Linked DNA regions of Homo sapiens: region 2 is linked to region 1. Evidence: read pairs that join two places in POLR2A ChIA-PET (ENCODE). Cell type or tissue: HepG2. All regions are shown on one strand.

The links. ChIA-PET counts read pairs that join two places held together with the same protein. Peaks named below come from ENCODE experiments on the same cell type or tissue, not always from the same donor. Only the 100,000 strongest peaks of a DNase experiment are listed, where the experiment ranks them.
Region 2: POLR2A ChIA-PET joins it to region 1 with 5 read pairs; 2 of 35 experiments call an interaction of 5 or more read pairs at or near these places.

The regions. Positions count from the first base shown.
Region 1 is chr22:39,181,178-39,186,177 of GRCh38, reverse strand. No RefSeq gene overlaps it. Among named protein-coding and RNA genes, the nearest start is that of CBX7, 31 kb to the right of the region's middle. In HepG2, a CTCF peak has its summit at 240; DNase peaks (open chromatin) are centred at 377 and 2,067; H3K27me3 peaks cover 1,437 bases.
Region 2 is chr22:39,378,629-39,383,628 of GRCh38, reverse strand. SYNGR1 (synaptogyrin 1) reads right to left here. Exons shown (of 4, transcript NM_004711.5): 4 at 1-1,933. The coding sequence ends at 1,715. Among named protein-coding and RNA genes, the nearest start is that of TAB1, 19 kb to the left of the region's middle. In HepG2, no CTCF peak of the experiment used is centred here; no DNase peak of the experiment used is centred here; H3K27me3 peaks cover 1,737 bases.

The DNA of each region.
Region 1 (5,000 bases):
GGTGTGAGCCACCGCGCCCAGCCTGGAGAACCTCTTTTGTGAAGGGCCTGCTCAAAGTCTCCTGCCCCCTTTCTACTGGTTGCCTCTGTTTTTCTTATTGATTTGTAGAAGTTCTTTACATATTTGGGATATGAATGCTTTGTCAGGTACTCGTTTTGCAAATATTCACAGAAGGATTCTAAACTAGGAACTGATGAGGTTGAACTGCATATCTGAAAGCTCCCTCTGGCTGCGGTGTGCAGCACAGACTGACTGTGAGACCAGGAAGGGGTGGTGGGGCGACCAGGGCAGCAGCTATGGGGGTGGACAGAAGGGACCAGCGGCAGAGCTGACAAGAAACATCTGCCACATCGTGTCATGACAAGAAACAAGATGTACATGGTGACAAGGGAGGGGGGCAGCAAGGCTGACTTCCAGGCCTCTCTGGCTGGCTGCTGAGCTGACGCACGCTCTGCAACCCGGCCGCTGGCAGCCAAAGGCCGCTTTGTCTATGCAGGCCCCACCCAGGCCTGCTGGTGGAGATGCTCTCGGGTCACCGTCAGGACACTGGAGAGAGTGCCTAGTGTTGAATCTAAGTCTCCCGTGGCAACTAGGGGACAAATAGCCTCCCCCATGGCAGGCGGGTCCCCAGAAGACCCTGTCCCCCAGATGGGTTGGCATCTGTGGGATCTGGACACAGTCGGGCTGGACAATGACCTCCTGTCTACAGCCTCCTTGCCCCTGCTGAGCCCAGGCTCAGGGGGTGAGAGTTCTGTTCCAGTGCCTGGGGAAAGTGTGAGAGCAGGTTCTGGAGTGCCTGGGTCCCTGCTGAGTGGCAGGAACAGCACTGAAGTTCCTGCACCCCTGGTTTATTTCTTGGGAAACACCCTCCACCCCTACTCTGGTTTTCAGCATTTATTTGAAAGGGTCCACCAAACCTCTACTCCCCACAGCACTGGGTTCACATGTGTACTGTAGTGTTCCTGCCGTGGTGTGGTAACTAAGCCTCAAACACCTTCCTTCCTTCTTATGAGAAATGTCGTATTTTCCCTGTGCCCGGTGTGCTAGCTGTTTTCCACGTGTGATGTCAGTCGCTTCCTGCATTCGTTCCTTAGCATTCCTGCTAAAGGAAGCATCGGTTTCTTCATTTCGCAAATGAGGATGCTGACTTGCCCAAGTTCACCCAGCCAGAGTGGGGGAGGCAGGACTTGAACTTGAGCCAGTTGGACCCGGCAGCCCCTTTCCTGTCCGCTCCCCTGCCTCTCCAATAGTGGGGGCCGTGAGGGACTGGAATGGCCTCCCCAGTGGTGGTGACAGGAGCTTCACCGTCACCATCACCTTGCTGCAGGAGTGGGCACAGGTATGGCTCAGTTCTGCTGCCGTGGAGTGGGGGTCCTGGGAGAGCTCAGGCTGATACCCTGGCTTTGCCCCACCTCACGGTGACCTTGGGTGAGTCACTTGTCTCAGGGCCTCAGCCTCCCTGTCATAGCAAGGGAGTCATCCCTACGGAGCCGTGCTCCGGTGGGTAGTGGGGGAGGAAGCGTGCGGACGTGGAACACAGTCAGACTCAAACGGAAGAGTCATCTGCTTTTGTTATGTGCTACCTGTTTGGATTCCTCCTGGCGCCTAGGTTGACCCTTTCTGTTCCCTTTTTTGGTGTTAAGGAAGCGTCGGATCACTTCCCCGTCCCAGTCTTCTCCAGCCTGCACTTTTCCCAGCTTAATCAGTCTCCAGCTGCCCAAGCGTCCCAAGCAGGCCCTGGGTTCCCGCCAACAGCGGCTGCCTGCATCCCGGGGCTCCAGGCCGGGCCAGATGGGCAGCTGGTACTGGTGGCAGGAAATAGCTCTGATGGGGAGACTGCCCCCTTTCTGGTGCTCAACCACTTCGTCTCTGACAGAGCATAGAGTCTCCAGAAGGTTCTACTGGGTGGAGCCAGGGACATGCTTTGGGTCTTCGTCCATCCCTTCCTCTCTCCCAACAGGACCCAGTGTCTCCCAGCCCAGGGTGGGGTAGATTCTGCCCCGCCCCAGGTGGGCTCTCATTGGCCTAAGACAATTACTATATCCCATCTGGTGGCCATTGTGATTGGTTCAGGGATGGCTACAAGGCTGAAGTCAGGCCAATCAGAGCAAAGATATCTGAGCTCCCCGGGAAGAAGACTGTCTCTCTCTCTCCACTGAACATGGAGAGAAGGACAATATCTACACCCGGATTGGATCCTGGGCAACATGGCGAAATCCCATCTCTACAGAAAAATTAGCCAGGCGCTGTAGCCTGAGCCTATAGTCCCAGCTACTCTGGAGGCTGAGGCAGGAGAATCGCTTGACCCTGGGAGGCAGAGGTTGCAGTGGGCTGAGATCATGCCACTGTACTCCAGCCCGGGTGACAGAGAGACCCTGTCTCTAAAAAAATAATAATAATAATAACAAAAAAGAGTCTGGGTGCGGTGGCTCACGCCTGTAATCCCAGCACTTTGGGAGGCCGAGGTGGGCGGATCACAAGGCCAAGAGATCGAGACCATCCTGGCCAACATGGTGAAACCCCGTCTCTACTAAAACTACAAAAATTAGCTGGGCATGGTGGCACGCGCCCATAGTCCCAACTACTTGGGAGGCTGAGGCAGGAGAATCGCTTGAACCTAGGAGGTGGAGGTTGCAGTGAGCCGAGATCTCGCCACTGCACTCCAGCCTGGCAACAGAGCGAGACTCCATCCCCATTCCCCCGCCAAAAAAAGATCTAGACCGATTGGGAGCCGCCTGAGACCCCCATGGGAGAGCCAGCCCAAGAGAGGAGCTAAGAGAGGGAGGCAGAGAAATGGGTCCTGTCACTCAGTTTCATGGCTGGATCAAGTTTTGCTCGAACCCTCAAATACCCCCATGCTTTTTGGTTGCTCAGTAGCTCGGGTCCTCAGTAGCTCACACATTCCAGTTGTTTGTGTTTTTGTTTTGTTTTGTTTTTTTGAGAAGGGGTTTCGCTCTTCTTGCCCAGGCTGGAGTGCAATGGCGCGATCTCGGCTCATGGCAACCTCTGCCTCCCGGGTTCAAGTGATTCTCCTGCCTCAGCCTCCCAAGTAGCTGGGATTACAGGCATGAGCCACCATGCCCAGCTAATTTTGTATTTTTGGTAGAGATGGGGTTTCACCATGTTGGTCAGGTTGGTCTCAAACTCCCGACCTCAGGCGATCCACCCACCTCAGCCTCCCAAAGTGCTGGGATTACAAGCGTGAGCTACCACGCCCAGCCACATTCCAGTTGTTAAAGCCACCATGAGTTGGGTTTTCTCTTCCTTTGAACCTAAGAATCCTGAGCAGGGCCTATTGTATAGTGAGGGCCAGGCCTCTTCCTGCATCTCCAGCAACCAGGACGGAGCCAGGGCTCAGCCTAGCATCTGTCCTGACCACAAGCAATGTGTATGTGGAAATATGACCACAAATGTCTCTTTCCTGTCTGTAGCCTCAGAGCCAGAAGCCCACTTAGAGACCTGAAGTCCAATGTGCCCATTTTTCAGGTGGGAACACTGAGGGTCACCACTCTCCACCCCTCTCCTAGTTGGCTGAATGTCTAAGGAACAGGCAGATAGAGAAGGGGCTGAAGGTCCAGCTACGCCCAGAGTCCCCAGCCTCTGACCTGTGGCCAGGCTTTCTGGGGAGACCTCTCTCCTCCTCATACCCCCAGTTCATCCAAGGATGCAGGCTGCATTCTGTATTGCTAAGTCCAGAATGAGCTCAGCCTATGCATGGAATGTAACATCTCTCACTGAAGGACCCTCAGTAGCTCCCGGTTACCTACAGAGTCCAGTTCACACAACTTTGCCTGACACCTTAGGCCCAATCTCCTCTACCTTTCCTCCTCCATTGTCTCTCTCCTCCCTTGCAGCAAGGAGGGGAAACCTGCAGCGACTGTGCAGCCTCTTGTCCCTGCAGAAATGCCTTAGATATCATTTGGCTAAAAAGGAGTGTCACTTTAAATTCACAACCACAAATCTCAGTTTAGTCCTTGGCATTTATTCCAATTAGCTATTTCTGCATAATAAATTAAAGGCTTAAGACAACAATATTTTTTATTATCTTTCCTGAATTCTGTGGGTCATGAACTTGGGAGAGGCTCAGCTGGGTTGTTCAGGGTCTCACAGGTGACAGACAGGTGGTGGCTGGAGCAACTCTCTCTTCAGGTGCTCTGAGAGCCTTTCCATGTGCAGGGGCTGGTTGGGCTTCCTCACAGCATGGAGGCTCAAGGCGCCAGCCTGAGCACTCCATATGGCAGAAGCTTTGATAACCTAGCCTCAAAAGTGATGCATTGTCACTTCCGCTGCAGTCCATTGGTAGCACAGTGAGTCGCAAGCCTGCTTAGGTTCTAGGGGAGGCGAAATTAGACTCTACCTCTTGGTGGAGGAGCGAAAGGTTCTAGAATAACTTGTGGGGCGGGAGATGTTGTTGCAGCCATCTTGGAAAATGCAATCTGCCAGAGTGTTGCTGGGCAATGCCGCTGCATTTCCTGGGTCTACACGCACCGCTCCAAGAGGGCTCTTCCACACCTTCTCCTTACCCCTCAGACCTCCAGGGCCTTGCTGCCTTTTCACTGAGAAAGCAGAAGGGGTCCTGGGGAACCTCCCTGTGCTCACTGTGCACCCCTGCACCCACTGACGCTGCCTCCTGCTGCCACTGTGATGGAGGGCCTGTGTGTCAAGGCGGGTGGACCTATCCCTCCCGCCATGCACACCCCTCTCCTCCTCCCGCAGTGTCCGCTCTTCAGGATCATTCCCCAGGGGAGAATGCTCATTCTTCTTTCTTCTTAAAAAGAACAGCAACCACTGGCTGGGCACAGTGGCTCCAGCCTGTAATCCCAGCACTTTGGGAAGTGGGTGGATCTCCTGAAGTTTCAGGAGTTAGAGACCAGCCTGGCCAACACGGCAAAACCTCGTCTCTACAAAAATACAAAAAATTAGCCAGGCATCATGGCTGGCCCTTGTAATCCCAGTTACTCAGGAGGCTGAGGCAGGAGAATTGCTTGAATCTGGCAAGT
Region 2 (5,000 bases), 200 kb before region 1:
GATGGGGGGATGGTGGTGAAAACACCCAGCACTGGGCCCGTCCACCACCTGCTCTGCTCTGCTCCCTGAAGGACAGGCCAGTGGACACTGGGTGGACAGGGGGATGGGCCCCCAGCGCTCTCCCATACCTCCCTGTCCCTTATGGCTCAGTGAAGAGCCCACCTTGTGCAAGAATCGACCTGCCCCCACTCAGAAGAGATTATGACCTCCTCAGGCCCCACGGCCCTCTTTGGGCCTTTGGGTCACCTGCCACACTCTCCCCTACAGCCCATGGTCTTCCCTGGGCCTCCCATGCCTCAGGGGCTCTTGCCTGTGTCATCCTGGGGGCAGTGTCTCTCCACGGCCACAGCCCAGGAGCCGACCTGGCTGATTCCAAAGCCCTGTCCTTGCCGCTCTGCCTCCCATAGGGAGGCTGGCTCCACAGTGGGCCTTCTGGAAGGCCAAGGAAACACCTCTCATGCGCTTGGCTGCTGCAGCCCCCGAACCCTGACTGACCCCAGATGAGAGGAGAGGTGACATAGTGTCCCAGATCAGTTCTGTTTCCTGGGAGGTCACAAGGGCAGGGAATCGAGGCACCTGCTGGGCAGCTGGGGCCAAGAAACCCAGGCGTCAGGGCCAGCTTTGCCACTCACTCACCGTGACCTCGGGCCAGTCACACCCTCATCTGTGCCTTGTTGTCCACCCAGCCCTAGGTAAGGGCTTAGTGACCCCTCCTAGAGGCAAGGACAGTGATCAGTCCTTTGAGAGACCACGAAGGGGTTTGCTGGAGCCCCCTGGAACAAGCGTCTGTGGGACACGCAGAGCACAGAGCAGCACCCGGGGTGAGCCCTCTTGGAGGAGGCCAAGGGCCAGGGGTAGGACCAGGGGGATGTGGGTGGAGGGACCCGGAGGTGGGGCTGTCCCCAGGGGAGGAGGAACAGCTGGGGCAGAACAGGCCCTTGGCATGCAGCAGAATCAGGGTGTCTCAAGGGGCTGAGGGCCCCAAGGCCTCCCAGAATGACAGTAACACTGAGCAGGGAAGCCCCAAGCGTGGGGATGGTAGGAGGTGGGTGGCCAGGGAAGAGCACGTGGTCTGCAGTCGGGCAGCCTGGGCTTGGCCCCACCTCTATCACTAGCTGCCTGAGTGATTCTGGGCAAGTAATCTTGACCTCTCTAGACCTCAGTTTCCTCAACCATAAAATGGAGACGGCCCTGACACTCTTAGCAGGACTGCCAGAGCAGGGTGACAGCCCCCAGTGTCCTGTGGGTGTTTACACTCACCCTATGACCAAGCCACGGTGTAGCCACACTTCCCAGCATTATCTGGATCTGTCTTTCCCACCATTCTGGCCTCTGGTACCACCAGGGCTTCCTCCACAGCTCATCGCTCCCCTTTCCAGTGGCCATTTCTGCCAATGTCACCACCCATGCCCAGCACAGGCCGGATGCCCAGTAGGCGCTCAAGGAATGCTTGATGACACAATGTATGAATGCAAATACCCCTGGCCCCCACCCTCTAGGCCCCTGCGGGGCACATGCCCTGGGATATACTTGCACATACGTAGACAGTCCCCAACACTGGACTGCCCCACCCCTGCCCCGAGCTACCCTGGACCTCAGTGGGACAAGGCAGAGGCTGATGAGGCGCTGGGCAGGGCAGCCTGGGCAGGAGCAGGGGCTGGGTGTGGAGAGAGGGGACAGATGGGGAGGGGCGGGGGCAGGCGGTCACTGTGGCTCAGTAGCCCTGCGACTGGTAGCCCTGGGGCTCGGTGTCGAAGGTGTTGGCCGGCTGCTGGTAGGTGCCGCCCATACCGGCGGGATCCGGCCCAGTGGGCTCCACGTAGGGCGCGTAAGGCATGCTGGAGTCCTGGCTGGGGTCCATGTAGTCCTGGGAGAAGAGGGCCGAGTCGGCGCCAATCTGGTACCGCTGGAAGGCCAGCACAGCCTGGCCCGCCTGGGGACAAAGGCCGGCGAGGACAAGGACAGGCGGGAGGGGGTGGTTAGGGGAGAGACAGACAAGAGCACTGGGTTAGTGGTGGTTAGTTCACAGGACACAGGCAGGAGAGGGTTAAAGATCCTCAAAGCACCAAACATGAGACCAAGCTTGGCTGTGGAGAAGGAAGGCTGTTCTCGCAGCCACCCCCGGAAATGCCCAGAACCATATCATCCAGCCAGAAAGTACCCCAGAAATCACCTGCCCCTGTCTCCCAATCCCAGAGGTCAGTCTGGGCTACCAAAAGTTCTAGATCTCCATTATGGAGTGTTAAGATGGCTCAAAGGCTCACAACAGCCTTCTTAAAAAAAGCTTCTCAGCGGGACAAAGGACTGTTAGCATCTCCTAAGAGTCATTCTTTTGTCTCTCTTGCAGCTAGGCATGGCCATGTGACTACGTTTTGGCCAATGGGGTACCCTCATGTTCTCTGTCCCACCCTCTGACCTGATGCCTGGAACACAGATGTGATGGCTGGAGCTCTAATTGCCAAAAGGGACCACAAAGACCATGAGCCAAGTCTGTAGGAATGAAAGATGCCTGGGGGCCATGCACCGCGGCTCATGCCTGTAATCCCACAACTTTGATAGGCCAAGGTGGAAGGATTGCTTGAGGCCAGGAGATCAAGACCAGCCTGGGCTAAAATATGCACCTCTGGCATATTGACTATGTTGAGTTAAAGGCACTTGAAAAACAGCAGGCACAATAACAATCTGATCTTCTTCTTGAAAGCAGGAGAGGCCAGGCGCGACAACTCATGCTTGCAATCCCAGCACTTTGAGAGGCCAAGATGGGCAGATTACTTGAGGTCAGGAGTTTGAGACCAGCCTGGCCAACATGGTGAAACCCCATCTCTACTGAAAATTAAAAAAATTAGCTGGGCATGGTGGCATCACCTGTAATCCCAGCTACTCGGGAGGTGCAAGCAGGAGAATCGCTTGAACCCAGGAGGCGGAGGTTGCAGTACCCTGAGACAGCGCCACTGCACTCTAGCCTGGGCAACAAAGTGAGACTGTCTCAAAAAAAAAAAAAAAAAAAAAAAAGGCCAGCTTGGGCAACATAGCAAGACCCCATCTCTACCAAAAAAATCCACAAAAACCAAATTAGCCGGGCATAGTGGTACTGGCCTGTAGTCCCAGCTACTCAGGAGGCTGAGGTGGGAGGATTGCCTGAGCCTATGGGTTTGAGGCTGCAGTGAGCTATGATCCAGCCTGGGCAACAGAGTGAGACCCTGTCTCTAAAAAAAAGGAAAGATGCCTGGGTCACCGAAGACCTCTGGAGCCAGTATGCCAGCCCTGGACCACTTCCACAGCCTTGGACTTTGTTGAAATCACTGTTATCTGGGATTTCGGTCACCTGCTGCTGAACCTAATTCTAAGTGAGAAACTGAGTTAAATAGAGTGAAACAAGTTTCAGGATCATCTGACTTGGCAGAGCCCTGACTATTCAATGTGACCGCGCCTAGCCTGAAGCCGCCCCGTTTTTTTTTTTTTTTTCACAGATCTCAGATTGGGAAAGACTTGTCTACAGCACACATGCATGGTTAGGAAATTATTTTTCAATAAAAGCAATTACATTGTTATTAAGGACAATGACACTGACCACACTGAGCTAAGTCAAAGTTTAAGTAAATCAAACTTGTCATTAGAAAAGCAGCTTAGAGGTTTATTGCAAAAGCCTTCTCCAGAAACTTTCCCGGCCCGGGGAATCTGCCTGTGATGGGAATGTGCTGATACTCTCCAGACCCCTGTTTTAGGGCTGGGAAGATTGAGGCCTAGAAAAGGAAGTGCCCGTGGCAGAGTTACTGCTAGAACCCTTCCCTAAACATGGGGTCCTACCCCTTCCCAGGTCAGGGCGCCCTCACCTCCTTCCCTTTCACTGGCCCCTGACGAGGCACTAAGTCAACCAACAACCTAAAGAGCCACTTAGTGAAGAGGTAGAGAGTGAATATACCTAGCGTTTTATTCCACAAAGTTCCAGAAACCCAGTGACTGGGCATTTCCTTTTTTTTTTTCTTTTTTTTTTTGAGACAGAGTCTCGCTCTGTCACCCAGGATGGGGTGCAATGACACAACCTTGGCTCACTGCAACATCTGCCTCCTGGGTTCAAGTGATTCTCCTGCCTCAGCCTCCCAAGTAGCTGGGATTACAGGTACCCGCCACCACACCAAGCTAATTTTTGTATTTTTAGTAGAGACGGGGTTTTGCCATGTTGGCCAGGCTGGTCTCAAACTCCTGACCTCAGGTGATCCGCCTGCCTTGGCCTCCCAAAGTGCTGGGATCACAGGCATGAGCCACCATGCCCAGCTAGGGCATTACCTTTTGATTGTACTCATTGACCAAAGTTCTGAGGGGAAGCACTTTCTGGGAGGTGGGTATTTAAAGCAAAGTGCCAGCACCTTGGGAAAGGCAGACTAGGTCTAAAGAAATTGGGCTAAGGGATAAGGTGTAGCCCTCTGGGGTTTCCCACTATGTTAGCATGAGGTCCTGGCTGCTGGGGGCTCAGACGCCGGAGCCTGAAGAAGCAGGGGAGGTGAAGAGCCCCCTGAGGGTACACTTGAGCCCTGGCCAGCCCACAGGAACTGACTGAATGAACCTTGAGAGCAATGTCTGTAGACGCGGTTCTCCCCGAGCTCCCTGGCTCTACTATCCAGGCTGGTTTCCTGTACAGAGGCAGAGGGCTGGAGCAGATGACCCCTACTGATCCTTCTAGGGAGATGCCTCTGGCTGTAGGCACTCATACTGTCTCTGTGTTCAGCTCTCTGCCCTCACTAAGTCAAAGCTTCATTTGGGCAACCAGTTTAAGGGGCCACAAGACAGGAGCAAAGGAGAGGCCTGGGCCCCCGCTGGCCTGGGCTGCAGAGGGAGGATGGGAGTTCTACTGAGAGCCCAGGGACCTGGTGGTCCCCTGGCCCCACTTTCTCAGTGTAGGTGCTCTCTCTGCAGCATCTCCAGCGTGCAGCAGGCAGTCTGCATCTGCACTGGGATGCCTCCAGTGCCAGGAAGCTCACTCTCGATGTGCTCAGGCCCTC